Regions from separate parts of the Homo sapiens genome. Here region 1 is linked to region 2. Evidence: read pairs that join two places in POLR2A ChIA-PET (ENCODE). Cell type or tissue: PC-9. All regions are shown on one strand. Links, peaks and the distances in the headings refer to the core of each region. The heading gives the core; the rest is flanking DNA. Region 1 overlaps CLTC (clathrin heavy chain). Region 2 overlaps VMP1 (vacuole membrane protein 1).

The links. Peaks named below come from ENCODE experiments on the same cell type or tissue, not always from the same donor. Only the 100,000 strongest peaks of a DNase experiment are listed, where the experiment ranks them.
Region 1: POLR2A ChIA-PET joins it to region 2 with 18 read pairs; 2 of 35 experiments call an interaction of 5 or more read pairs at or near these places.

The regions. Positions count from the first base shown.
Region 1 is chr17:59,665,506-59,678,577 of GRCh38, forward strand. CLTC (clathrin heavy chain) reads left to right here. Exons shown (of 32, transcript NM_004859.4): 11 at 598-735; 12 at 975-1,139; 13 at 1,292-1,472; 14 at 3,272-3,435; 15 at 8,142-8,267; 16 at 9,196-9,338; 17 at 11,449-11,683. Among named protein-coding and RNA genes, the nearest start is that of PTRH2, 35 kb to the right of the region's middle. In PC-9, for the core only: no CTCF peak of the experiment used is centred there; no DNase peak of the experiment used is centred there; H3K27ac peaks cover 885 bases.
Region 2 is chr17:59,777,287-59,793,884 of GRCh38, forward strand. The region is part of intron 7 of VMP1 (vacuole membrane protein 1); the gene reads left to right. Among named protein-coding and RNA genes, the nearest start is that of MIR21, 56 kb to the right of the region's middle. RefSeq lists enhancers at 6,066-6,879, 9,155-9,634. In PC-9, for the core only: no CTCF peak of the experiment used is centred there; DNase peaks (open chromatin) are centred at 5,655, 5,985, 9,455, 10,175 and 1 weaker place; H3K4me3 peaks cover 5,462 bases; H3K27ac peaks cover 8,000 bases.

The DNA.
Region 1 (13,072 bases), core at 48-8,047, 120 kb before region 2:
TCATATTTATGCTATTGGTTTTCTAAAGTTCATAAAAATAAAGGTCTGTCAGGCTGGGTGCGGTGGCTCAGGCCTGTAATCCCAGCACTTTGGGAGGCTGAGGTGGGCAGATCACCTGAGGTCAGGAGTTTGAGACCAGCCTAGCCAATATAGCGAAACCCTGTCTCTACTAAAAATAACAAAAAATTAGCTAGGTGTGGTGGCAGACGCCTGTAATCCCAGCTACTCAGGAGCTGAGGCAGGAGAATCGCTTGAACCCGGGAGGTGGAGGTTGCAGTGAGCTGAGATCGTGCCATTGCACTCCAGCCTGGGCAATAAGAGCGAAACTCTGCCTCAAAAAAATAAAATAAATAAATAAAATAAAATAAAGGTCTGTCGGTTCAGTTGTATTCTGCTGTTATGTAATATCTTGAAATATTTTGTAGTTGTTTTTATCAGAACTCAAAATAACTATGATCCCTAGAGGACAAAAATTTGTTCTTAAGTGTTTATATTGTCCAAATAAAATTCTCAGGTAAAGAAAGAGTTCATGCATAATTTTGTCTACATACTCTCCATAGTATCTTAAAACAATTTCTTTTAAATCTTTTTTTGTAGATTGTAGATGTCTTTATGGAATACAATCTAATTCAGCAGTGTACTGCATTCTTGCTTGATGCTCTGAAGAATAATCGCCCATCTGAAGGTCCTTTACAGACGCGGTTACTTGAGATGAACCTTATGCATGCGCCTCAAGTATGTGTTTTAATGCTTTTTAGGCATGTTTCCAACATTGTTTTAGTAATTGTGCAGCGCCTCTCAGATTGTTATGCAAAGCTACTGAGGGGCCTACTCCTTATTAAAGAAAATGTAGCTATTATAATATTCTTTTGTACTTTAACAGTTCACTATTAAACCTTAATCTGTAATACGGATATTGAATTACTCATGTAAGTGGAGTGGACAATAAACTTGCCTTGTTTGTGGTTTTACAGGTTGCAGATGCTATTCTAGGCAATCAGATGTTCACACATTATGACCGGGCTCATATTGCTCAACTGTGTGAAAAGGCTGGCCTACTGCAGCGTGCATTAGAACATTTCACTGATTTATATGATATAAAACGTGCAGTGGTTCACACCCATCTTCTTAACCCTGAGGTATTTCAGTTTCTTACCTAATAGATGGTGTTAGTTGTGATTAATAGGTACACTGAAAATGTGTTTGTGGTACTAAATATTAATAATTTCATACCACCATGAGGTTCAACATTATTTCATTTATTCATTCATTCATTTATTTTGTCTTGTAGTGGTTAGTCAACTACTTTGGTTCCTTATCAGTAGAAGACTCCCTAGAATGTCTCAGAGCCATGCTGTCTGCCAACATCCGTCAGAATCTGCAGATTTGTGTTCAGGTGGCTTCTAAATATCATGAACAACTGTCAACTCAGTCTCTGATTGAACTTTTTGAATCTTTCAAGAGTTTTGAAGGTAATTAGGAGTTTTTGAGTTTTTAAAAAAAGTACTTAAGGTAGCCAAGAAGAGGTATGCTTATGATCAGGCTGTTGGAAATTTTGTTTTTCTAAAAATTTGGTTCTATGGGACATTTTAATTTTTTAAGTTTTATTCAATATATGTCAAGGCCCTTTTATGTTGGATTCTAAGGATATGCAGTGAACCAGACCATCTGTTTGGATATTTTATAGATGAATTAAAGGTAGAATTTTAAGAGAAAAATATGTAGTGGTGTTGAAATTGTATAAAATGAAAATACAGGTTGAGTGTCCCTAATCTGAAAATCCAAAATGCACCAAAGTCCAAAACTTCTTGAGCACCAACATAACGCTCAAAGGAAATGCTTGTTGGAGCATTTCAGAAATCGGATTTTCAGATTAGGGATGCTGATCAGGTAATTATAATGCGAATATTCCAAAGTTCAAAATCTGAAACACGTCTGGTCTCAAGTATTTTGGATAAGGGATACTCAGTCTGTACTAATGATCAGGTATAATAAAATTTTATGCTTATATGTCTGACTCTTATAATAGCAGGTGATTCTCACTAAGGGCATTTTGTGATTTGTTGCTATTTAGCAGGATTTCTTAACCTTAGTACTATAGACATTTAGGGCTGGATAATCATTGTAGAGGGGTGTTCCTGTACATGTAGAATATTTAGTAGAATATTCAGCAGCATTCCTGGTTTCTACCCACTAGATTCCAGTAGCGTCAGCTCCACCAGTTGTGACAACCAAAAATGTCTTCAGACATTGCCAGTGTCACCTGTGAGGAAAATCACCTCAGTTGAGAACCACTGCTATACAGGGTACTAACGTAATCACTGTTGGGTGTCTAACTTCTGGTCCCCAACTGCCTTTCTCTCCTCTCTGTACTAGTAGTACTCTATTGAGAAGGGGTAAGAGAGTCTAGTAGTTTTCTTAATTTTTTCTTAATTTTCCCAGTTTCAAAATGTTAACTGTGCACTAAATTTACACTGTTTAGTACAGTCACTAGCCACATATAGTAGCTATTTACATTGAAAGTTATTAAAGTGAAATAAAATTTAATATTTAGTTATTCAGTCACTCTAGCCACATTTCAAGTGCTTAATAGCCACATGTGTTTAGTGGCTATTATATTGGAAGGCAAAGATAAGATTTTCATCATTGCAGAAAGTTCTTCTGGACAATACTGCACTAAATTCTTCCCAAATTATTTTGTATGTTTCCTATAAATTGCATATTGAAAAACACCAGGTATTGGGGTCTTCATTTAAAATTTCCCATATAGGGGCACAATGGTGTATGCCTTTAATAATCCCAGTGCTTTGGGAGGCCAAGTGCTTGGGGCCACAAATTCAAGACCAGCCTGGCTAGCATAGCAAGACACCATCTCTACAAAAATTTTCTTAAAAATTAGCCTGGCATGGTGGCATGCATCTGTAGTTCTAGCTACTTAGGAGGTTGAGGTGGGAGGATTGCTTGAGCCCAGGAGTTTGAGGCTGCAGTGAGCTATGATCGTGCCACTGCACTCCAGCCTGGGTGACAGAGACCTGCCTCAATAAAAAAGAAAAAAAGGAAACATTGGGTTGAATTGTCTATTCTTCAGGATTAAAGTGCAATCCATTTTACTGATCTGATTAATGGAATAGTTAGTATTTTTATCGCGCTTTTTAAGCAACCAACTTATATTTGGGAGTATTCAATATAACAGTTTTTTAATTACATAAATGTTTTTCAGTCATTCTCAAAAGTGTGCCTATGCTTAATTGTAATTACTTGTTTCTTTAAGGTCTCTTTTATTTTCTGGGATCCATTGTTAACTTTAGCCAGGACCCAGATGTGCACTTTAAATATATTCAGGCAGCTTGCAAGACTGGGCAAATCAAAGAAGTAGAAAGAATCTGTAGAGAAAGCAACTGCTACGATCCTGAGCGAGTCAAGAATTTTCTTAAGGTAAGTGGTTTTGAGTAATGTGTTTTCTGGTTGGATTCCAGGTTAGCAGTTCTACAAGGGTTTGGTCATAGTTCAAAAATATTTTTTCCCTAAATGTGAAGTTGTTAGCATTCTTAAGTTGTGTGCTGGATTATTTCTTCCAAACATAATATTCTGTGGTTTCCTTTGAAATACGGAAGGAAATTGGTGAGTAAGAATGACCATCTGTTTAAAAGAAGAAAAAAAAAATAGCACTATTTCAAAGGAATTTCCTTTATTTTAATTTTGGATGGAAAAATTTAGAAAAGTGGTTGTATACTTTCAATGTCATTTTAGAATCATTTAGGCTTTTGAATATTAACATCAGCTTGCTCTTCATACCATTTTGAGGAGCCTCTATTGTAGGCAAAGGGATCTGTTGTCTAAGGAATGTATAGGTTTACCTCTTTCATCAAGTTTGCTCAACTCTAGAAACTAAAATATTGTTATTCATATATAATTCATAAAGGTAAGATCAAACAAAACGCTCAGCTTTGTGACACATTAAATCAGTTAGAGAGGAGTAAGGACCACCTGTGTTGCAGGGAGGAGTAATGGTTGAGAGATTCTGAACTCTAGAACATCCCTAAGGGCAGTTAATTTTGTTTAATGTTTAACTTAGCTTTAGCTTTATTCTTGTAACTGCCAGTTACTTTGTGATGGAAATAAAGCTTTAAAATTGATAGCTATCTATAAAAGGCTAGGAAAACTACAGAACACTTAGATTACTGCTCTCTCACTGCCTATTATGTGTGTGTGTGTACACTATATATATATATAATGATTCCTGAGACTTTATAGAAAGTTCTGAAGTATTTTTTGTCTTGGAAGAATTTTACATTACAAGTAAAACCAAAATGTTTTTGTAGAACACAGTATAGAAAGTAGGCTTTTCCTACTCCCAGATTATCATCATTTGTGTGTGTGGTTGCATTGGCAGATTGTTCTTTTGAAGAATTTACTACCTGGGCTCTAGATTAAATAGCAAAACCCTTAGGGGTTTTAGTGTAATGAAGTAGTCAAAATGTTGAAACTGCTCTACATTTTAGATTAAAAGATACACTTTTCAAAAAAGTATAGCTTTAAAATGTCTTGGCCATCATGAATATTCTGGGTAACCTAGCTGTGCTATGTTTGGACCAAAACTTTCTGGTGTCAAAAAACCCCTCCAAATGAGAAAGATTTGATACTCTGTGCTTGACTAGTGTACCCATACTACTGATTCACTTCCTTCTTTGAGTATCATTACTATTTCCTTTAAAAAAAACAACAACAAAAAAAACTACTACTAGATTCTTTTGGGGGCAGGGGGTGTTGGGTTTTTTTTTTTGTTTTTCTTTTTAAGCTTTTAAGTTCAGGGGTGCGTGGGCAGGTTTGTTATATAGGTAAACTGTGTCATGGGGGTTTGTTGTACAGATTGTTTCGTCATCCAGGTATTAAGCCTACAACCCATTAGTTATTTTTTCTGATCCTCTCCCTCCTCCCATCCTCCACCCTTCAGTAGGCCCCAGTGTCTGTTGTTCCTCTCTGTGTCCATGTGTTCTCATCATTTATCTCCCACTTGCTAGTGAGAACATGCAGTATTTGGTTTTCTGTTCCTGTGTTAATACTACCAGATTCTTAAATGATTTCTTTTTGTTTTTATTGAGCCCTCAGCTTCTATGCTTAAATTGTAACTTCTTTAGCTTTGGATTTTAATATTTGAGTTATATATATATGGAAAGCAAAATGAAATTAGCTATTATTTAATTATCACATTTTTGAGCTTTAAAAAAAATCCTCTAGTAAAGAAATGAAAAACAATCCTCTGGGTACTAGGATGGTACTGCCTTAGGTTTGCATAGCCCATGGGATCTAATCAGATGAAGATTTCCCCTCCACACTTGTGAACTGGGTACAAGCCTGATATAGTAGGGGTGTGGATGTGGATTATGAGCTTTTGAGTCAGTCAGACCTGTTTCAAATTCTACTTAGCCATTGTTTGTTCATTCAGTATATGTCTAGCTGTTACCTCAGGCAAGTTAATGAATATGCCTCAGCCTCAGTTTCTTCAACCATAAGCTATGTTTATTTATCAAGTACCTTGTATACTATAGATGTTTAGGCAGTAACTATTACTGATAAGTGATAAGCCTTGGAAAAAGGTGGAGTCAGCCTAAATGGGATTTCTGTCAGGCAAGTATTTATTTCTCTTTGATATCAATTTGTACTTGACTCTTTGAAGGAATTTACTTCCAGCCAGGATTAGAGGTGAATTTAGGGTCTTACGTCTACATAATTTGACATGGGAGCTCAATACTAAGATGCAACTATCACATTCATCCTCTGATGCCAGTGTTGAGAGTGAACTTATTAGATTCCTTGTTAACCTCCAGTACAGGGTTATGATGCCTCTTATCACTGTTATTAAACTTAATTTTAGAGGTACTAGCTACATGATAATTTACTGGTGTTGTAAGTAAACCCTGTGTCATAAGAAAAATACCCTGACTCTGATCTTGAATATTCAAGTGCCAATTGTGTGTTAGCCACCAGGAATAAAGAGATTGGTAGAACATAACTTCTCCTTTAAGGTACCCTGTGAGCAGGATAAAATTGTGTCATTAGCATCATTTGACTCATGCCCTAAGTTTGTAGAACTGTAAGCTCTCTGTAGAAAGCATATAACTGTTCATCAGACCCATGATCTGCTCCTTGCTACCTTTGATCTTATTTTCTACCTTTCTTTTTTTCTTTCTTTCCTGGTTTAGCTTCAACCACACTGGCCTGCTAGCTATTCCTGGAACTCCCCTAACCTTGTCCTGCCGAAGGGCCTTTGCTTGTGCCCTGTACTACTATTCTCTCATGACCTTCTTTCTCCTTTACCTTCTTTGGGTTTCTGATTGAATGTCAGAAGAGAGGATGTCTCAGGTTGCCTTGTGTAAAATAGAACCCATTCCTACCCCATTTTGCTTGTTTTTCTTTATAACACCACTATGAAACGTCTCCTCCCACTAGAATGTAAGTTCCTTGAGAGAATGGACTCTGCTTCCTTTGTTCCCTGCTGTATCTCCAGTACCTAAGAACAGAGTCTGATACTTGGGTACTCATAAATATTTGTTAAATGAACAAATTTATGTTGAAGAAAACCTCTGACTATGCTAATATAATTTCAAGTTTGATCTTAAAATCTTTAACCATTATAACTGGAGGTTAATTAAACATTTAGTAAGTAATTTAATATTATTAAAATGTTAACATTTCTACCATGTATAAAATCATGTGCAAATTTTAGCAATCAAGAAAATAACCTAGATTTTGTCTACTTTTTAAATCTGAAATTTTCTTTTGGAATACAGTTAGTATTCCACAAAAGTGGAATTATTTGCCACAGAAATTTTAACACCTATGCATGAAAACAGAATAAGTAATCCTAGATTATCTGTAAGTGATAAAGATAACAAAAATATTTTATATGTGTATAGGTAAGATGACTAGTGTGTTGATCCATACTTTTTTGATGTTCATTTAGTAGGAAAAACATGACATACTAAAATTTTTACATAGATAGATGCAGACAGATTCTAGAAATGATCGTAACAGCTATTAGTGCAGAGTTTCCATGGTGTTAAACAATACTTATTTTAGAAAACCTTCCTTAATGTGGAAAATCTGCAGCTTTACAGACATTTTTATTTTTTAATTTAGGATGGCTATATTAAAATTAAGATTTACCTTGGTGTTCTTGGGACACTTCATAGACTAGTCTTCGTATTATTTATAATCGAGTAACTAATATCCCCTAGTCTCAGGAGCCATTTAATTCTAACCTTGAAAATAATGTTCTTAGTGGCCATCACTGGGGAAAGTTCTACCCTACTTAGTTCTGCTTCCCTAGTAGACTGTGTTAGAGGAATCATTTATTGAGGAATGTTTCACTGTGTATAAATGAATTCCTGATGGAAACTGTTGTTTTTTGTGCTCTACCTTATGTCTGTGGAATGTAACAGGACATGTATCAGGTAAATGCCCAGTACAGGTTTTACTTACCTGTCTATAACATCTTCTATGTCAGTCTATAAGTAGGATTGTAGTTTGGTATCTGTAATGGAATGATAAAAGCAGTTGGCAATTTAAAGATATCTTTTCTTTAAATGCTGGGTTTTTTTTTTTGTAGGGGGTGGGTTTTCTTATGGCCACATGTGGTCACCATCATGCTGCTCCTTGTAGGCTTTGTTATAATAGAGTATTAGAGGCTGGTTGTATAGATTGGATGTGGGGAGGGATAGAAAATCATTAGTTTGAAACAAATGTAAGCCATTTATGCCATATGTTTGACAATGTGACTATAGTTATTAAGTTGATTTTAAATACGGTAGAAGTGTTATTACCAGTGAAAGTCCCAGTATGGTGAATTTATCATCTGAGAGCCACTGGCTCAGGTATCTTAATTTGTTACTCTTGTTTTTTGGTAAAGGGTGTGTATGGGAAAGACTTGGTATCTTGCTGTGTGAATCTAAGTATTGCTTAGTAAAAATTTACTGAAACTGGGATGTACACACTCAACTATTGGGACATTCTTTCTTTAACAGAAGAGCTATGTTTGTGTGAGCCTCTCTTGTTAGCGTAGAACAAATTCTCATATGTTACACAGATTTGATACCTCATAGAAGAAATTTAAAGTTTCCTTTTGTTTGTCTTTTTTTCAGGAAGCAAAACTAACAGATCAGCTACCACTTATCATTGTGTGTGATCGATTTGACTTTGTCCATGATTTGGTGCTCTATTTATATAGAAATAATCTTCAAAAGTATATAGAGATATATGTACAGAAGGTAAGTAATATGTAGGTAATGTAAAGGTATAATCTTACTATAGATTTTATTTCTCATATTCTGGAAATCCTTTTGAAACTCTGTGCTCAATAAGAGTGGTCTGCAGCTTTTAACGTGGGATTTTTTGTTTTTGTTTTTGTTTTGGAGACAGGGTCTTGCTCTGTCACCCATGCTGGAATACAGTGGCACAATCACAGCTCACTCTAACCTTAAACTCCTGGGCTCAAGCAGTCCTCCTGCCTTAGCCTCCAAGTATCTGGGACTGCAGGTGCATACTACCATGCCCAGCCTGCTTTTAATACTTTTTCCCCAGCAGAATCCTTTCTTGGAATAAAATTCTACGTGCTTCCCTAGCAAGCCGACTCAGGGAAGGGGGAAAAAAAAAACATGCATGCCAAGTGTGTAAAATATAAGAATAGAACTGCTATTATTGAAAAAGTTGGGTGGCCTAGGGCCTTACTAACTTGATAGACCCTGAGGTATCCATGTAGACTCCAAAGCAGAGTTTTCAAACCATCTTAAATACAGATATTAGATAATTCACCTTCTAACTGTAGAAACAGGCAGTATTGCTATAATGGGAGCCTTTTTATTAGACAGTCTTGCATAGTCATCTTTGACTGTATCTTCTTTGGACTTATTTATCATATGGAACAATGTTTCGGTAACTAACCAAACCGGTAGAGACAGAATATAGTATATGTGCTTTCAATACTTATTAAACCATGAAGTCTTGTTTTTAGCTGGACTTCCTGCTAAATTCCTCTATCTAGTTGCAAATTTAGACCCTCAGTTTATTACTGAATTTAAAAACTGAACTTAAAGAAAAAAAAACTGAGCTTAAAAGCGATAGAGATAAATGCTTTTTTAAAATTCCTCTTTGCTTTTAATAACATAATAACATTCTTCTACTTCTTTTTAACCACAGGTGAATCCAAGTCGACTTCCTGTAGTTATTGGAGGATTACTTGATGTTGACTGTTCTGAAGATGTCATAAAAAACTTGATTCTTGTTGTAAGAGGTCAATTCTCTACTGATGAGCTTGTTGCTGAGGTTGAAAAAAGAAACAGGTGTAGTACCATTTTAACAGGGATAAGTTACTCTTTCTTAACATGGCAATAGATAAAAATATAGGTAGTCATTTGTTCCAAAGCTACTAAATAACACATGGAGAATAATTTCCTGAAGACACCTAACATAGAGGTGATAAGCTAGCTAATAGCACTGGGAAAAAATCTGTTTTCTGAAACATTATAGCTGTCATAGGAGATCTGTTAACTTGGTTGATCATTTTTTTGGCATGTTTATAATTACAGCTATGTGGTTTGACTTTATATGTTTTTATATAAACTATGTACTAAGTCTCCTGTTTAGGTGTGATACCTGTGTATTTAACAACTAATTCTGTACTGATCAATCATGTGGTGTTTCCAACCTGAGAAAGCTGATTAAAAAAAACAGTGTGGTGTTTAAGTGTGAGGCAAAAGAGTTCCCTGTGCAACTCTTGAGTTCAATTGATATTTAATTTACAGTACCTTAACATGATAATATGGATTTCCAATAGAATATAGTATAAGTGCTTCTAAAACTTACAGACTGTGAAGTCTTTTTTTAGCTGGAACGTTCTGAGGAACTAGTGTTTAGGAAGTACTGATGTAAATGAGTTTGGTGAGGTGGTATGCTAGTGGGAAGTTCTGCTGTTTATGAGAAGAAATTAAGAAAGTCTGTGGGTTTCATTTTAACCTGAGTTGATATAGGTGATCTACTAATTATATTCTTAGAATTTATATTAGAATGTTTCAAACATGGAAAAATTTTGCATTTAAGGGTAATAGAGATATGCAGTTAATACTGACCTAAAGGTTTGAGCCTAGTTTCAAGTGATTTTATGTCATAACAATTTAACATTTAATAAGAGGTTCAGTTGAGTCTGAACCTATTGAATCTATTACCTGAAAATAATCTTACTGCATATTCCAAGCAAATGGCAGTTACAGTTAGATAATTTAGTCTTTAAGTGACAAATTATATTGTGAAAAGCTAGATTCACATCTAAGTCACTAGTCTAGACATGCCTCAGCTAATTTTTATTCCTTAAGTTGACATGGCGTATCTTGGATTGCACATGTTTATAGGAGCTGGATTTTTGCCTCTATTTATTAAAATTGTCTTCTCCCTAATGGGAGGGTTCATAATAACCATGTGAATTTGATATAGCCAAAATAACGAATAATGCTTTTTCTCTGGCTGCTTTTAATGTTTAAATCATTGGTAAAAGAGGCTTGGGCCAGGCGTAGTGGCTTGTGCCTGTAGTCCCAGCTTCTGGGGAAGCTAAGGTGAGAGGATTGCTTGAGCCCAGGAGGTCAGGGCCGCAGTGAGCCCTCCACTGCACTCCAGCTTGGGCAACAGAAGACCCTGGCTTTAAAATAAAAATAAAAGGAGGCATGGTCATCAGGACTATCGAAACAAGCTATAGTATAGCAAAACTGTGCTCCTTGATGGAGTGTTTATATGACAGCTGCAACTATTAAACCCAGAGCTTCTAAAGCTATCAGATTTTATTCCCAATATGTATTTAGGGTTTGGCTGTAGGTAATGCTGTATGTTAATTGTGTTAAAGCTGAAAGAACTCTCAGATAATCTGGCCTATGTAATATCACATCCCCATCCTATCCACAAACAAAATTTTCTGAAGTCTAGATATTTTGTGTGTTATAAAGAAAGGACACTGTATGAATCTCTAATCTTTTATTCAGATATAAGGAGGTAAGTATATCATATAGCAGATAAACCTGGGAGAGTGAAAAATAGCCTTATATACCTTCTTTTTATTCTTGGACAACTCAATCATATTTTGAGTCTTAATTTCCCAATTTATAATAGGATCACTGATAATTAAAATTAATGTAAAGCCAGGTACAGTGGCTTGCACCTATAGTACCAGCTACTCGGGAGGCTGAGGTACTAGGATCACTTGAGCCCAAGGCTGTAGTGCACAATGATTGTGGCTGTGAATAGCCACTGCACTTCAGCCTGGACAATGTAGCAATACTCGGGGGGCGGGGAAAAAGTATGTGAAAGCACATTATAGACCATAAGGTATTTACATAGTTAGCATGTCAAGAGTGTGTTATTTATAATACAGTATGTGTGTGTGAGGTTTTTTTCCTTTTTTCCTAGATTGAAACTGCTTCTGCCTTGGCTAGAGGCCAGAATTCATGAGGGCTGTGAGGAGCCTGCTACTCACAATGCCTTAGCCAAAATCTACATAGACAGTAATAACAACCCGGAGAGATTTCTTCGTGAAAATCCCTACTATGACAGTCGCGTTGTTGGAAAGTATTGTGAGAAGAGAGATCCACATCTGGCCTGTGTTGCTTATGAACGTGGCCAATGTGATCTGGAACTTATTAATGTGAGTACTGCTAGCTGAATATGTAGAGAAGCTGCATTTTTAAAAACCTGTTACATGAGAGTTTCAGGGTAATTTTAGGTAATATGGGACATTTGGGGACGGTGGGTGCTTTTTTAAAACTTTATTTGGAAATAATTGTGAATCTGAAAGTGGCCAAATAGTGGATAAAGTCTATATACCCTTTATTCTGATTGACTTGCTAATGTTTTAACCCCACTAGCCTTACCATTTGTGTTCTCACACTCTTACACTCAGGCACACCATTCATACATATGTGTATACACACACATACTATTTTTTAACCACGTGGGAATAACTTGAATGCATCATGGCCTTATACCCCTTCCGAGTGTATGGCCTAAGAATAAGGATGTTCTCTTTCATTAACCACATGAAAGATACCAGCTTCAGTCAGTTTGACATTGATAGGATACCTTTAAAAATCTGTTCTATTCTAGTTTTGTCAGTTACCCAATGATGTCCTTTGTAGCAGTTTTTTCCCCTCTAGTCTAAGGTCATATATGGCATGTAGTTTTCATGTCTTTAGTCTCCTGTACTTTGGAATGGTTCTTCAGTCTTTTGTTTTCTATGACGCTGATATCTTTGTAAACAATAGTTGCTTTTTCTATTTGTAACTATTTTATATAGGTGAAATTTCAAGCAACATCAAATTAACCATTTTAAAGTGAACAATTCAGTGGCATTCAGTATATTCACAATGTTATATAATCACCTTTATCTAGTTACAAGTTTTCATCACTTCAAAAGGAAACCCTGTATTAATTAAACAGTTCCTCCACATACCCCCTCCTCCCAGCCCCTGACAACCACCAGACTGTACTGTCTCTATGGATTTGCCTATTCTCTATATTTCATCTAAATGTAAAGTCTCTTTTTAAAAAACAGAATGTGTCTCACTTTGAGTTCCTCTGATGGTTCCCGATGATTAGATTTAGATTATACATTTCCACCCAGAGTACTGCTTCAGTGGTGGTTTGTTTTTCTCTTGGTATTATATCCGGAAGCACGCAGTGTTCATTTGTCCCCTTTGTCAGTTTTTATCAAGTTGTAACATGTCTTTATTACATAATTATTACCCTCTTGGAGATATTAAACAGTCTATAAGTAGTCTGTAGTAGACTATGCAAATATCCTCTTACCCTCTCCCTTAATTTAGCATCTGTTGATTCTTGCTTAAACCATTCTTAATGTGTTGGTTGCAAAATGAAAATTTTTCAAACTCCAGCAGTTTCTCCACATTTGTCAGTTAGCACTCATGCATTCATGAACTCTTGGATTTTATTCGATGGGCTACAATTCACTACTATTTATTTTGATGCTCAAATTGTCCCAGTTTTGACTGGTGAGAACCTCTTCAGTCTGTGTCTT
Region 2 (16,598 bases), core at 4,655-12,654:
CTAAACTAGCATGTTCTTCATTCACAATTAATTAACTGAATATAGGATTGTGGGTTGAAAATCACTTTTTATACTTAGAATTTGGAAGGCATTGTTCAATTGTCTTCAAGTTTCTGTAATTGGTATCCAGAGGACCGATGCCCTTCTGAGTCCTCTTTATAAGCAGTCTACTTTTTTTTTTTTTCCTCTCTAGAAGCTTTTAGGTTCATTATCTGAGGTACAGTCTTTTTAAAATGTATTCTGAGCTTGGCACAGTGGCTCACGCCTGTAATCCCAGCACTTTGGGAGGCCGAGGTGGGTGGATCACCTACGGTCAGGAGTTCAAGACCAGCCTGGCCAACATGGTGAAACCCCATCTCTACTAAAAATATAAACAAATTAGCTGGGTGTGGTCGTATGCGCCTGTAGTCCCAGCTGCTTGGGAGGCTGAGACAGGAGAATCGCGTGAACCCTGGAGGCAGAGGTTGCGGTGAGCCAAGATCATGCCACTGCACTCCAGCCTGGGCGACACAGCAAGACTCCGTCTCAAAACAAAACAAAACAAAACAAAACAAAACAAAACAAAACAAAAAAACAAATAAAGTGTACTCTGATAGGTGCTCAGAAAACTTGTTCCTTAGTTTGGGGAAATGTTCTTGTATTTTTTATGTGAGTTTTCCCTCTTTAGTCTCTGTTCTTGCTTCCTGGAATTCTAGTTGCTTCAATGTTAGGCCTCCTATGCCCATCCTTTTAATTTTTTAAACCTTTTTGCTTCTAATATTTATCTCATTTTACTATCTATGAGATTTCCCAAGTTTATCTTCTAAGTCTTATATCGAAATGTTTTTCTGCTGTTAACATATTTATTTTCAAAAAGCAATTTGTATGTATTTTTCAGGCATCGTCTTTTCTGTTTGTTCAATTTGGAGTTCGAGGCTTTCCTCAAAGCCTGATAATCCTTATTTGTATGTTTATATAAGAATAAGGCACTTAAGGCCGGGCGCAGTGGCTCAGCCTGTAATCCCAGCACTTTGGGAGGCAGAGGCAGGCGGATCATGAGGTCAGGAGATTGAGACCATCCTGGCTAACACAGTGAAACCCCATCTCTACTAAAAATACAAAAAAAAATTAGCTGGGCATGGTAGCGGGCGCCTGTAGTCCCAGCTACTTGGGAGGCTGAGGCAGGAGAATGGTGTGAACCTGGGAGGTGGAGCTTGCAGTGAGCCGAGATCGCACCACTGCACTCCAGCCTGGGTGAGAGCGAGACTCTGTCTCAAAAAAAAAAAAAAAAGAATAAGGCACTTAAAAGCTAAGTGGAAGCTATGTGCGTACAGGCCAGGTGTAGTGATGGTGAGGCTTCCCTATTGTACAGTCAAGTGGCATCCAGGCTTAATATTTACTGAGAACCTCCATGTATCAGTGTCTATTGATCTTTTCTTGGGGATAGTTCAGTTTCTCCATGATGGATCCTTCAATTTCTTGCCTAGGCAATGCAGACAGTCCCTAACTTACAGTGGTTTGACTTATGATTGTTCACCTTTACAATGGTATGAAATTGATACACATTCAGTACAAACCATAGGTCGAATTTTGGATTTTGATCTTTTCCCCAGCCAGCGATATGTGGTACCATACTCTCACACAATGCCAAGTAGCAGCAGTGAGCCACAGCTCCCAGTCAGCCAGGTGATCATGAGGGTAAACGTCCATACTCTGCAGTGTACTGTAATTTTGCCCAACTATGGGCTAATGTAAGTCTTCTGAGCATGTCTAAGGGAGGCTAGGCTAAGCTATGATGTTTGGTAGGTTAGATGTATTCAATGCATTTTTGATTTACGATATATTCAGTACGAAGGGGTTAAGACACGTCACCCGTTGTAAGTCAAGGAACATCTGTATCAGCCTTGCTGCTGACACACTAAAGCTAGACTGGGGAAGAGTGGTTAGAGATCTCCATTTAGTATGTGGACTGTTGCTCAACTCACTTTCTGTTCTATCTGTGAATACCTACACAAACACAAGCACAAGTATGTCCTGAGCCCAGAACATTCACTTTTGTCTAGAGACTATGTCTCCCACTGATATGGGAGAGAGACTTGCCTGGCTGTGCTGAGTAGGGATGGGACCTGGGAGTCTTTTGCATTCTCCTTGTTTTCAGACCTATGCCAGCCTCTTCTGGCAGTTCTGCTGAAGAGCTCTTTTGGAGTTTTGTGGGGCAAAGTATTTTGCTTCTCTTACATATCCCTCACCTGTACGCTCTCAGGTATAATCTTTTCTTCTGTTTGTCCTGTCCTCATTTATTAATGCTAACTTCATCAAAGATTGAGTTCTCATTTCTGTTTTCTATGTTTTGGGGTTATTTTTAGAACAAAGAGTATTCCAGTTGTGTATTACTGAGTAACAAATCACCCCAACATTTAGTGGTTTAAACTAAGAAAAGTCATTCGTATTGCTCACAGAGTGCAGTGAGTGCCTTGTTTCTGTGTGATATCTCTCAAGGATCCCATCCATAGCACACCCTACATTGGCTAGAATATCAGAGTAGAAGACTTATTTCATTCTTTGCAGGGTTTTGATTTTGGAATTTTAAAGAATGAATTTCATAAGCTTATTGCCATCTAAAAGCTCAGTTCCTAAAACTAAGATCTTCTAGAATTTGATGAAGAATTCTTTATTTTATCCATGTAATTTGAGCTCTTGAAGACTTTGACCATTTCTTTTCTCAGTCTTTATCTATCTACTGTTGGGGTAATAATCTTTTTCTTTCATCTCTTATGTCCCTGATTAGTTACTTTTTGAGGGGATCTTCTCTGATACCACTTTTTCTTTGAGTCGTGGAAACCAGAATGCACACAATACTTCTGTTGGTTATGAGGTTTGGCTATTTTCATCCTGTAAAGCCAATAATTAAAATCACTATTTTAAGATAAACTGTACATTTCTCAGTACCTAATTTCATATTTGCTTATTTATATTGAAAAATCAAGTGAGCAAAATGTACACACATACTGTTTCATGTTCTTTGTTAGAAATCATATACTGTTGCCTGCTGCAGTGGCTCACGCCTGTAATTCCAGCACTTTGGGAGACCAAGGTGGGCGGATCACTTGAGGTCAGGAGTTCGAGACCAGCCTGGCCAATGTGGTGAAACCGCATCTCTACCAAAAATACAGAAAATTAGCTGGGCATGGTAGTAGTACGGTGCTTACCATATCATACTGTAGCAATATTTTCATCCAGGTTAATGCAATAAAAAGTGAAGAACTAGTTTTTTCCTCCTATATTGGATTTTTCGTGTTGTTTGTTTTTGTTTTTGTTTTTTGTTTTTTGTTTTTTTTGAGACAGAGTTTCACTCTTGTTGCCCAGGCTGGAATGTAGTGGCGCCATCTCAGCTGACTGCAACCTCTGCCTCCTGGGTTAAAGCAACTCTCTTGCCTCAGCCTCACAAGTAGCTGGGATTATAGGCGTCCACCACCACGCCTGGCTAATTTTTTGTATTTTCAGTAGAGATGGGATTTCACCATGTTGGCCAGGCTGGTCTCGAACTACTGACCTCAGGTGATCCACCCGCCTGGGCCTCCCAGAGTGCTGGGATTACAGGTGTGAGCCCCTGTGCCCAGCCTGATTTTTCTTTTCTTCATTCCTTTTCATGATTTTTTCACCAGTTTCCATCAATTTTGTGGCTTATGATAGATTTCAGTGGATGTGGATATAATTTTCCTTACATACTTTTTCCCAGTTTCAGATAAGGTGTATAAGATTTTTAATTTTTATTTGTTTATAGTTGTTTTGCAGTTGAAGGGGTGAGGGAGAACAAGTGGAAAGAGACTGTTGCCGGTTTTCCATGTTATAAATTATCTGAGAGAGTACTAATGTTTTAATTCTTGTTCAAAGGAGAGTTTCTTGCTATGGCTTGGCAAAGAGAAGATTTTTAATGCTTTCAATCATGAATTTGTTTTAGGCCCTTTGCTTATTTTATGTTTTACAGATCTGCATATTTTTTAATTATACAAGTAATTTTAGTAATAAGATTCTTACATTCCAAAAGTATTATAAAGTAAAAAGTGAAAGCTCACACACCTTCTCCCCAGTGTAGGGTAATAATCACTGTATTCCAGACTGCTTTCTTTGCATACATAACTTTTTATAAAAATTAGAATCATACCATAAATTTTAGTCACAAGTTCCTTTTTCACAGTATCATAGACATGTGATACCAATGTTATTATAAAATTATTTTTTATTACGAAGTGATACATCTCATTGTAGAAAATTGGTGAGTGCCCTTTAGTCTTTTCTCTATAAATATTTATATACCTAAGAGTGAAATCATATTGTTTGTTGTTTTGTGACTTGATTTGAATCTAAAAACGTGAACATTTTTCCACGCCATCAAATATTTTCACATCTTTGCTATAACGGGTTTTTTTCTTACTACAAAGTAAGTTTATTATAATGAAATGCTGAAAATACAAATAAAGAAGAAATAGAATGTTCATCTAACAGGTGCATATATCTTTTTTATGATATATTTTTCATTTTCTTACTGGTTTACATATTTAAGAAGATGCTCTTTGTCATATGCTGCCAGTATTATTCCTTATTCCCAGTAGTTTTTCCATGTCATTTACTGGGTATGTTTTGTTACATGTTACTTTTTTTAGACAGAGTCTCGCTCTGTCGCCTATGCTGGAGTGCAGTGGTGTGATCTTGGCTCACTGCAACCTCTGCCTCCCGGGTTCAAGTGGTTCTCCTAACTCAGCCTCCCAAGTAGCTAGGATTACAGGCACATGTCACCACGCCCAGCTAATTTTTGTATTTTTAGTAGAGATGGGGTTTCACCATGTTGGCCAGGCTAGTCTCGAGCTCCCGACCTCAAGTGATCTGCCAGCCTTGGCCTCCCAAAGTTCTGGAATTACAGGCATGAGCCACCGCACCTGGCCTGTATTTTCTTTTAGTACTTTTATGGTTTTATTCTTTTAAGTCTTTAATCTATGAAAATATTTTTACATATGATATGATGTAGGAATCTAACTTTTTTCTTTCTTAGGTAATTAACTAATTGTATATTGTTCCAACACTATTTTCCAAGTGATTTTAATATGTTAGTTTTGTCTTATATTTTGTTGTTCTAATTTGCATCTTTTTTCCTATTATATTTTTATAAATGTTAGAAATGGTATATTAAAAAGATACTGGGTTCTTATTTGCTAAGCTATAACTTTACTGACATCTTTCTAGTCACATCTTATTGGTTATGATTTACAAATTCTTATAGTAATCAGTTTAGCAAAGATTCAAAGTTTATCTGACTTTGTTGCTGGGATCTGCTCGTAGATAACATGTATTTGGTAAAACCTCCAATTTGATAGAAGCAATAAAATACGGAAAAGTTGAATCAACTGTAGCTAAAACGGCAAATTAAGTAAAATCAATCCGTAACTATGAGTGGAAATTTAAATTTTAAGATTGCATGAGAATGAGTTAGAAAATATGGGTTTTTATTTTTGAAGGTAAAGCCCTGTAGTAGAGTAAGTTTATCAGCCAAAAAAGTAAAAACAAACAAACAAAAAAAACCACTTGGCTTTCATTGCTTTGCCATGTGCTTTCCAACTAGGTTAAATGGTGTATGTGATTTTACTAAGAAATTGTTGTGGCCGGGCGCGATGGCTCACACCTGTAATCCCAACACGCCCAAGGCAGGCGGATCACGAGGTCAGGACATCGAGACCATCCTGGCTGACATGGTGAAACCCCGTCTCCACTAAAAAATACAAAAAGTTAGCCGGGCGTGGTGGCGGGCGCCTCTAGTCCCAGCTACTCCGGAGGCTGAGGCAGGAGAATGGCATGAACCTGGGAGGTGGAGCTAGCAGTGAGTCAAGATCGCGCCACTGCAATCCAGCCTGGGCGACAGAGCGAGACTCTGTCTCAAAAAAACAAAAAGAAATTGTTGTTATGAAACAATTTTATTTACTTAAATTCCATTCTTGACTAATGGTTGGATGTCGTACTATAGATGTTTTAAGGGGGAAAAAAGATGATTAAAGCATTTATTTGTATTCTGATTTATTATGATACCTGCTGTATTTTTGTGAGTACAATGTTGAGATTAGGCAGTATTTTTCCACTAAGCTGACTTCCTTTTGCTCTTGGCTTTCTATCGTGTTTCCACTAGATGTCTGTGAGAGGTACACATGAATGAATGTAGCTTCCTCTGACCTTGAGCAATTTTAGCATCATTAATAAAAGTTAGGTCTAGATAGCTGTTTATGTGCTTTGTGGACTGTTTTATGCAAGGTTTAATTATTCTCTTTATGATCTTCTTTTCCTTCTTTGTTCCTGTGTTCTGTTAATGCTATCACCATCCTAACAATCGCTTTGGGTCAAAATCTGAGTCATCTGACTCCCTCCTTTCCTCCCATCCCCAGTAATTAATTCTTTAAGGCCTGTTGATTCTATCTCCATAGTATCTTACATGCCCTCTCTTCTCCCTTCCCGCTACTGTTTCAGGCCTTTATCAACCCTTACCTAAATATTGCCAGCAGCTTGCTAGTAGGTCTACTCTTTACTAGTTTTTTATCCCAATCTTTTCCCACACAAAGTAACAAAAATAATTTTCTGAAAAATATCTCTACTTATGAAACATTGCTGCTCAAAAATCTGTGATGCCTCCCACTGTGTATAGAGTGAAATCTAAACTATTTAACCCAGTTTTCTTCATTACTTGGCCCCAACCTACGACTACTTCTGATTTCCCTTTAACAGTTTTTTATCCTCTGTATTGATGGTTTTCAAGTTGAACTTTAAAAAACTGCCAGAATACCCATCAAAAAGAGTGTGTGTGTGTGTGTGTGTGTGTGTGTGTGTGTGTGTGTGTGAGAGAGAGAGAGAGATTGGAGGGAGGAAGGGAGAGGGAGAGAGATTTCTTTTAATTAAAGAACTCTGAAGTTTTTAAGTTTAAAAATTACTAGCCTGATCATTTGGAATAATTTAACTTTTTCCTCCACCACTATGCGGTATTGTTCTTTTTCGTAACTTTGCCTAGTGTGTCATTTCTTCCCATCTGCATGTCTACTTTTTCAGTTTTCTTACCTTTCAATTTATGTGCTGCTGGCTTCTTTGTGAACTATTTTATGATTCCCTTCCTACCCCTACCTCACCCCCTTCACTCCTCTCAAATTGTCTCTGAATTCCTATCTCAGCCCAGCTATGTCTTTCTTGTGTCACTTATCACATTCTACCTTCTTTTAAAACTATTTATAGACTTTTCTTATCTCTCCAGGAGTCTAAACTCCTTAAGAAGGGGGCTTAAAAATGTTTGTATTTTCAACAATGCCTGCCTACTGTTACACATACTACTCATGCAGTGGATACTTTGAATAGATGATGAAATAACAGTAAGAAAAAGTGTAGCATTACATGAAACATGTCCATTAATATTCAGTCTTATTTTGCTGTAAAATGTAATTGAACAACAGTAATTTTACAAAGAAAGGAAGATTTAACTGTATTGCATCTTTGAGTTTAATAGTCATCTGAGAGCAATTGTCATCTGAAGATAATATAAAAGACACCAAGTTAAATGACTTGCAAATTTTTTTACTTTTTAAAATTTTTTTATTTTTTTAGACTTGCAAATTTTAATTCACATTGAGTAAAACAACTTTTGTAAAATTATATACTTTAGAAACAAATGAAGATTCTTGTGACTTGTTTATTCTATAAGCTGTATAACCAAAAAGAAAAATTAAAGATACTTTAGGAATAAAATAATTTGAAAAATAAAAGAACTTATTTGCATGATGTATCCTGAAAAATTAGGGCAGCCAGTATTACTGAAATAATGGAGGAGTCCGGGAGTGGTTGTGGTATTTTTGTATTTAAAGCTTACACAATAGAGTAGAAACGTTGTGGTACATATTTACTTACAAGAATATGTTTTGAATAAGTTTACTTTCCTAAATGTCATCTGTTTTAATGACCTGCTACTTGGATTCTTTCTCACAGTGTTAGGTTGCTGACTATGTGAAATTTCCTACTTCTTATTATTGCTATCAGAATAGGAAATTTAAAATTAAATCAGAAATGTAAAAGTCTTAAAACTTCACCTTTTCAAAGAATATCGGGGCCTGGCATGATGACTCATGCCTGTAATCCCAGCACTTTGGGAGGCCAAGGCAGGTGGATCATTTGAGGTCAGGGGCTAAAGACCAGCCTGACCAACATGGTGAAACCTTGTAAAAATACAAAATTTTTTGTACTAAAAATACAAAAATTAGCTGGGCATGATGGCAGGCATGTGTAATCCCAGCTACTTGGGAGGCTGAGGAACGAGAATCGCTTGAACCCGAGAGGCAGAGGTTGCAGTGAGCTGAGATCACACCACTGCACTCCAGCCTAGGTGACAGAGTGAGATTCCATCTCAAAAAAAAAAAAAAAAAAGATAAAAAAGAATATCAGTTTTTTTCCTCTATTTTCATATCAATTAGCTTGTCTTTCTGTTGAGTATCGTTCATGAGTCTGCCGACCATTTTAGGTTGAATATTTCCTCAAAGGCTATTTTATAGTTTCTGAATTTAATCTTTTTTTAAGGGAACATTTTTAGGTTCTATTTAGGACTATAGTAATTAATGTAATTAATAATCAATAATTGCTACCTACTCTGTATGTTGAAGCTAAATCCCCAAATTAAGTTTTAATACTAGTATCTTTTACCTTACTAATTTCTATTAAATTTAAGGCTGAAAAAAATCTTATTTTTTAGCTTAATAGGATCTTTGTCCTATTCAGAAGTTTTGAGTTATTTACATTATTTTACTAGTGAAAATATAAAACCAAAAAACAGTTTATTAGTTGTAATGGTAGTTCTCATTCTTATGGCCAATGCCTTTTTTTTAATGCAGTAAAACAAAATAGACATTTATCTAGCGAACATCCCTTTTCAAACTATAGGGTCAAAGTGAAGGATTCTTTTGATAATGATAGAATATGTGTTTGATCATTTGAGTTTAAAGACTATGGGAAAGGAATTGATAAGATTATTTAAATACTCACGAAAGTGCTTTGGCATTCCACTAATGCTATTCTCTTTTAAGCACATTTTCCTATGAAGTGTGTGCGGTTGCAGTTGCCTACACCATGTCAATGCCTGCTGGTTTTTCCTGCTGTGAAGTTTTTCCTTTACATACACAGATTCATGAAAGAGTTTATGGTGTAGATGATCTGAAACTAAACAGGACACATTTTCATACACTTTAGTACCATTTGAAGACTCTGGGTGTCAGTTGTTGCTGGGACCTGTTTTTGACTCTGATGAACCTTTACTGGTTGTGGTTTGTCTGGCCATCACATGACTTCTCTGAAAATTCCCCCTCCCCTTCATTTCCAGTAAACTGTTTGAGCAGGAGTGAGTCACAGTGAAACCAGCTTCCCTGTAACCACAGGGCTTGTTAAAGAATTTGTCAGCGTGGACTCTAGAGGGTTTGCATTAAGCTTTGCAGTAACTGTTATGGTTTGTGTTGCGTCAGGAGTTCCACAGAAAAGCTTCCTGCTTGCAGGATCTCTTGCTTGTTTGCAAAGAGTTAAACTGATCAACTTTACCATAGTGAACATGAGAGACACATGTTAAACACACTTCTTTATCATTAAAGGCGTTGTCAAAACTACCAAGAATTAGTGTAGTTTCTCTTTTCATAATCAACCAACCACACCCAATAATGTTTAGTTTTTGAAAAGGCGGGCCTGGTAGATAGTCTTTCACAGTTGGCTCATGATTTTATCACAAAGTACCATCAAAATTAAGCAATTTTAAGTGGTCTTGATGGATTCTGTTACAGGATATTTTGACTATTCGCACAGTTAGGTGTCGGTACCAAAGGTCACTTACTTGCACTTTGTTCATCAAGAAAAGGTAGCACTTAGAGTAATTCTGGAGTTGTGATGTCTAAGCACACTTAGCATGATTTATAGTGGAATTCTTCGTGCCCCCTTTTACTTGCTTTCTCTAGAAGCATTTACTTTATTTTGAACTCTTTTGCCACCTCACTCGCAGACTTTAATCTTTCTCCCTTTTAATTTCTTCTATTTCTTTAACTCATTCCCATATTATCAACAAGGAAAGATAGTTGCAATGTGATGCAAGCTGTTAAATGAATGGCCAGTGGGAAACTTGTCTTCTCAACATACATTCCCAAGTGCATTTCTTTTTACATGCGCATTTCTGTATTTAGCCTTGTCACCTTTAGCTAGACTTACTTATCTAAAAAATAAATTTAGGCTGGGCACAATGGCTCACGACTGTAATCCCAGCATTTTGGGAGGCTGAGGCGGGTGGATCACCTGAGGTCAGGAGTTTGAGACCAGCTTGGCCAACATGGTGAAACCCCATCTCTACTAAAAATACAAAAATTAGTGGGGCATGGTGGCAGGTGCCTGTAATCCTGCTACTCAGGAGGCTGAGGCAAGAGAATTGCTTGAACCAGGGAGGCAGAGGATGCAGTGAGCCGAGATCGTGCCACTACACTCCAGCCTGGGTGACAGAGTGAACTTTGTCTCAAAAATAATTAATTAATTAGTTAATTAATTAATTTAGTGAAAACTTTTAAACTCGACCTCCTAAAAATTTCTTTTATTCGGCTTACACTTTTGTAACAAAATAAGAAAAACATTCTAAAAAATGTGGAAGCTAGTTATTCCTCACAGGAAAAAATATACAATAATGAAGTTTGAAATTGTTTATGTTTTAGCCATGCTGTCAGTCATCAAACTAAATTTAAAAAAATTATTTGTTTTGATGACAAAGCAATTATCATTGAAACAAGATGATTTTCAAATGAAAATACGAGGTTAATGCAGTCCAGTCATTAGCAGGGAAAAAAAGAATAAATATTTAAGGTTTTTCTTGTTAGGTTGCTTTGCACATTGGAGTAGAAAATAGTTTTGGGCTTGGCGCGTTGGCTCAGGCCTGTAATCCCAGCACTTTGGGAGGCTGAGGGGGACGGATCACAAAGTCAGGAGCTCTAGACCAGCCTGGCCAAGATGGTGAAACACCGTCTCTACTAAAAATACAAAAATTACTCAGGCATGTTGGAGAGCTCCGGTAGTCCCAGCTACTCAGGAGGCTGAGGCAGGAGAATCGCTTGAACCCGGGAGGCGTACATTTTAGTGAGCCGAGATCCCACCACTGCACTCCAGCCTGGGTGATGGAGAGAGACTCAGTCTCCAAAAAAAAAAGAAGAAAAAAGAAAATAGTTTTGTGGCTGGGCATGGTGGCTCACGCCTGTAATCCCAGCACTTTGGGAGGCCGAGGTGAGCGGATCACCTGAGGTCGGAAGTTCCAGACCAGCCTGGCCAATAATGGCGAAACCCCGTCTCTACTAAAACTACAAAAAAATTAGCTGGGTGTGCTGGCGGGTGCTTCTAGTCCCAGCTGCTTGGGAGGCTGAGGTAGGAGAACTGCTTGAACCCAGAGGCAGAAGTTGCAGTGAGCTGAGATCACACCACTGCACTCCAGCCTGGGCAACAGAGCTAGACTCCATCTAAAAAAAAAAAAAAAGAAAGAAAGAAAATAATTTTGTGTTATGTCTGCTTGTTCTTTTCACTTCCACACCTGTTTGCAGATATGGCGGTGGAAAAAGCACTGGGTAAGCATTAGGTTACCTTTGTTAAACTAAAGTCTTTTTTTTTTTTTCAGGTTTGTGTTTCAAACACCTTTTATAAAATGCCTTTAGAAAGGCCCCTTTTGGGCCGGGCGCCATGGCTCATGCCTGTAATCCTAGCGCTCTGGGAGGCCGAGGAGGGTGGATCACGAGGTCAGGAGATCAAGACCATCCTGGCTAACACGGTGAAATCCCGTCTCTACTAAAAATACAAAAAATTAGCCTGGCGTGGTGGCACGCACCTGTAGTCCCAGCTACTCTGGAGGCTGAGGCAGGAGAATCCCTTGAACCTGGGAAGCAGAGATTGCAGTGAGAGAAAAAAAAAAAAGATAAAAGAAAAAAAGGCCCCTTTTGGCTGGGCGCAGTGGTTTACGCCTATAATCCCAGCACTTTGGGAGGCCGAGGCGGGCGGAACCAGTCTGGCCAATATGGTGAAACCCCATCTCTACTAAAAATACAAAAATTAGCCCGGCGTGGTGGCTCGCACCTGTAGTCCCAATTACTCGGGAGACTGAGGCAGGAGAATCGCTTGAACCCGGAAGGCGGAGGTTGCAGTGAGCCAAAATCGCTCCACTGCACTCCAGCGTGGGTGACAAAGCAAGTCTCAAAAAAAAAAAGGCCCTGTATTGAAACTTGGACCAACAGACTACTTACGCTTCGTTTTTGCTTATGAGTCTGTAAATCAGTAACATGCTAAATACAAACCCACCCTTTGTTATAAGTGCTGAGTGCTTTGAGGGGTACATCAGAGTTTAATGGAAGACCTGGACAGCAGAATAGCTATTATGTTCATTTCCTATTGCAAAGGTGCCTTTATTTCTAATTAGCCAAGATATTTTGTTTGTCATGATCAATCTGCAGTTCTTTCTCTTTCTTTTCTTTCTTTCTTCCTTCCTTCCTTTCTTTCTTTCCCTTTTTTTTTTTTTTTTTTTTTTGAGACGGAGTCTCCCTCTGTCACCCAGACTGGAGTGCAGTGGTGTGATCTCAGCTCACTGCAACCTCCACCTCCCGGGTTCAAGCGATTCTCCTGCCCCAGCCTCCCAAGTAGCTGGGACTACAAGCACACGCCACCATGCCCGGCTGTTTTTTTGTATTTCTAGTAGAGACAGGGCTTCACCATATTGGCCAGGCTGGTCCGGAACACTTGACCTCAGGTGATCCGCCCACCTCAGCCTCCCAAAGTGCAGGGATTACAGACATGAGCCACCGTGTTTGGCTCCAATCTGCAGTTCTTTCTTGCTTATTATTTAAGGAGATTTCTCTCAATAGAGTCTCCTTCCCATTTTTGCTATCTCAGGTCTTACAACTTCAAAATATGACTATCATGCTTTTAAACTAAGGCCCTATGAAGAGATCTAAAGAAATGGGCATGATAATTCATTCAGTGCTCCCCTCAAAAGTAGGGATATATTTTAGATTTTTTTGCCCCATTCCCTGACATGGGTCTGCATCAATTAACTTATCCAAATTTCTAAAACTTTGTATTTTTACTACTTGTAGTAAAGACTCAGTAAGTTTATAGCCCATCATATAAAGCAGTGCTTCCATTTTGTTTTAAATTTACCTCTCTGAAGGTATAAAGTTTGGCCAGGCGTGGTGGCTCATGCCTGTAATTCCAGCACTTTGGGAGGCCGAGGCAGGTGGATCACTTGAGGTCAGGAGTTTGAGACTAGCCTGGCCAACATGGTGAAACTCCATCTCTACTAAAAATACAAAAATTAGCCGGGCAGTAGTGGCATGTGCCTGTAATCCCAGCTACCGGGGAGGCTGAGGCAGGAGAATCACTTGAACCCAGGGGGCAGAGGCTGCAGTGAGCCATGATCACGCCACTGCACTCCAGTCTGGGTGACAGGGCAAGCTCCATCTCGAAAAAAAAGAAAGTTTTAAAGTTTACACTCAAATTATTCTGATATTGTAAAATTTGTCAAATACTTCTCATTTCCTCTCATATTTTTCATAGCTTTATAGATTTCACTTAGCTTCCTCTTCAAGCCTTTCTAGAGAATGTAATTATTCACTTTTTATATCCAACAGCCCCCAAATCTCAATTGTTTTTTCCATGGATCTTTATCTAATCCTTTTATATCTCTCCTAGCATGAAATCATAACTTCGCATGATGAAAGTCACAACTGCACATGATTTTCCAGAGGCAATTGCCACATAACTGTACTCATTTTTCATATTTCTAAAATCATGGGCCTGTTTAGCAATGCATTTTGCTGACATTTTTAATAAACAATTTAAGACTGCTCCCAGTTCCCTTTTTTTTTTTTTTTTTTTTTAAGATGGAGTCCCGCTCTTGTTGCCCAGGCTGGAGTGCAATGGCACAATCTCGGCTGACTGCAAGCTCCACCTCCCAGGTTCAAACGATTCTCCTGCCTCAGCCTCCAGAGTAGCTGGGATTACAGGTGCCTGCCACCGCGCTCAGCTAATTTTTTTATATTTTTAGTAGAGACGGGGTTTTAGTATGTTGGCCAGGCTGGTCTTGAACTCCTGACCTCAGGCGATCCACCCACCTCAGCCTCCCAAAGTGCTGGGATTATAGGCGTGAGCCACCGTGCCCGGCTCTTTTTTTTTTTTTTTTTTGAGACAGAGTCTCACTCTGTCACCCAAGCTGGAGTGCTCACTCCTCTGCCTCCCTGGTTCAAGTGATTCTCCTGCCTCAGCCTCCCTAGTAACTGGGATTACAGGCCACCACGCCCGGCTAATTTTGTATTTTTAGTAGAGACAGGGTTTCACCATGTTGGCCAGGCTGGTCTTGAACTCCCGACCTCAAATGATCTGCCCACCTTGGCCTCCCAAAATGCTGGGATTACAGGCATGAGCCACCATGCCTGGCCCCATTGTTTTATATTTAAATAAATTTTCCCCAAACATTTTATCTTGCCGTTGTCTGTATTGAAGATGACCTGCCACTTGCTTGCTGAAGTGTGCAAAATCTTTCAGTTTACTGTCATGAATTTAGCATCTCCTAGTTTAGATATAATTTCAACTGTAGATTTGGAACTTAAACTCTGCATTTCTTTTTCCAGGGCCATTTATAAATTTGTTAAGATTGGTTCTATTGGCCGGGTGCCATGGCTCATGCTTGTAATCCCAGCATTTTGGGATACTGAGGTAGGAGGATCACTTGAGCCAAGGAGTTCAAGGCCAACCTAGGAAACATAGTGAAACCCCATCTCTAAAAACAAAAAAGTTAAAAAATTAATCATACATGGTGGCATGCAACTGTAGTCCCAGTTACTTGGAAGGCTGAGGCAGGAGGATTGCTTGAGCCCGAGAGGTCATGATTGTAATGAACTATGATGGCACCACTGCACTCCAGCTAGACGGCAGAGCAAAAGTCTGTCTCAAAATCAAAAAAAGATTGGTTCTACCTCAGAAAAGAATGTCACTGTTGACATTTCCCATAATAGAGAAGTTCCCATTTATCTTTTTCCTTTGTTTTCAGTCTCTTAAGTTTCCTGTCTCTGACAGTTTTGTGAATTCCATACAGACTTAGTTTTCATAGCTTTGCTTGCTTAAGTCAAGTTACCTCACTATTTTGACTTTTTTCTTTTTTTCTTCACAGACTAGTATTATTGTTATGTTTTATACATAGCAGATTGTCATCTACTGATTTTTTTTATTTCAGTTTGATCTAAATAATTATCAGATGAGGCTGGGCACGGTGGCTCATGCCTGTAATCCTAGCACTTTGGGAGGCCGAGGCGGGCGGATCACCTGAGGTCAAGAGTTCGAGACCAGCCTGACCAACATGGAGGTCTGTACTAAAAATACAAAATTAGCCGGGCACATGCCTGTAATCCCAGCTACTCAGGAGGCTGAGGCAGGAGAATCGCTTGAACCCAGGAGGCGGAGGTTGCAGTGAGCCGAGATCACGCCATTGCACTCCAGCCTGGGCAACATGAGCAAAAACGCCATCTCAAAAAATAATAATAATAATAATAATAATTATTATTATTATTATCAGATGAGTGGCTGGGCATGGTGGCTTATGCCTGTAATTCCAGCACTTTGGGAGGCTGAGGTGGAAGGATCACTTGGAGCCCAGGAGTTCAAGACCAGTCTGGGCCAAATAGTAACACCTCCATCTCTTTTTTTTTTGAGGCGAGTTTTGCTCTTGTTGCCCAGACTGGAGTGCAATGGCACAATCTTGGCTTACCACAACCTCTGCCTCCCGAGTTCAAGCAATTCTCCTGCCTCGGCCTTCCAACGTGCTAGGATTACAGGCATGTGCCACCACACCCAGCTAATTTTCTAATTTTTTTTTTAGTAGAGATGGGGTTTCTCCATGTTGGCCAGGCTGGTCTTGAACTCCCGACCTCAGTTGATCTACCTGCCTCAGCCTCCCAAAGTGCTGGGATTGTAGGCGTGAGCCACCATGCCCAGCCTCTATTAATTTTTTTAAAAAGAATTTTCAAAAATTGTCATATGAGGAGTTACTGGCTTCAGACAGGAAAAAGAAAAAGGAAATTACTTGTGTAATATATCCGTTTACTTATTTCTATGCAGTAATAAATCTTGCATACTCAGATATTTTCCCTGAGTGTCTAGAGCACTTGTCCTTCTTGGGCTACAGAGTCCGTTCTTATTTCTAGTAGGAGTTAGGCAGGCACCCACCTGAGTTTGAGTGGATGCCAGCTGCCTAAGAATTACCATGTTTGTGCGTGTGTGCACGCGTGCGCATGTGTGTGTGTGTTTATTTATTTATTTTTTTTGAGATGGAGTCTTGCTCTGTCGCCCAGGCTGAAGTGCAGTGGCGTGATATTGTCTCACTGCGGCCTCCACCTCCCGAGTTCAAGCAATTCTCCTGCCTCAGCCTCCTGAGTAGCTGAAATTACAGGCGAGCACCACCATGCCCGTTTAATTTTTGTGTTTTTAGTAGAGACAGGGTTTCACCTTGTTAGTCAGGCTGGTCTCAAACTCCTGACCTCGTGATCCGCCTGCCTCGGCCTCTC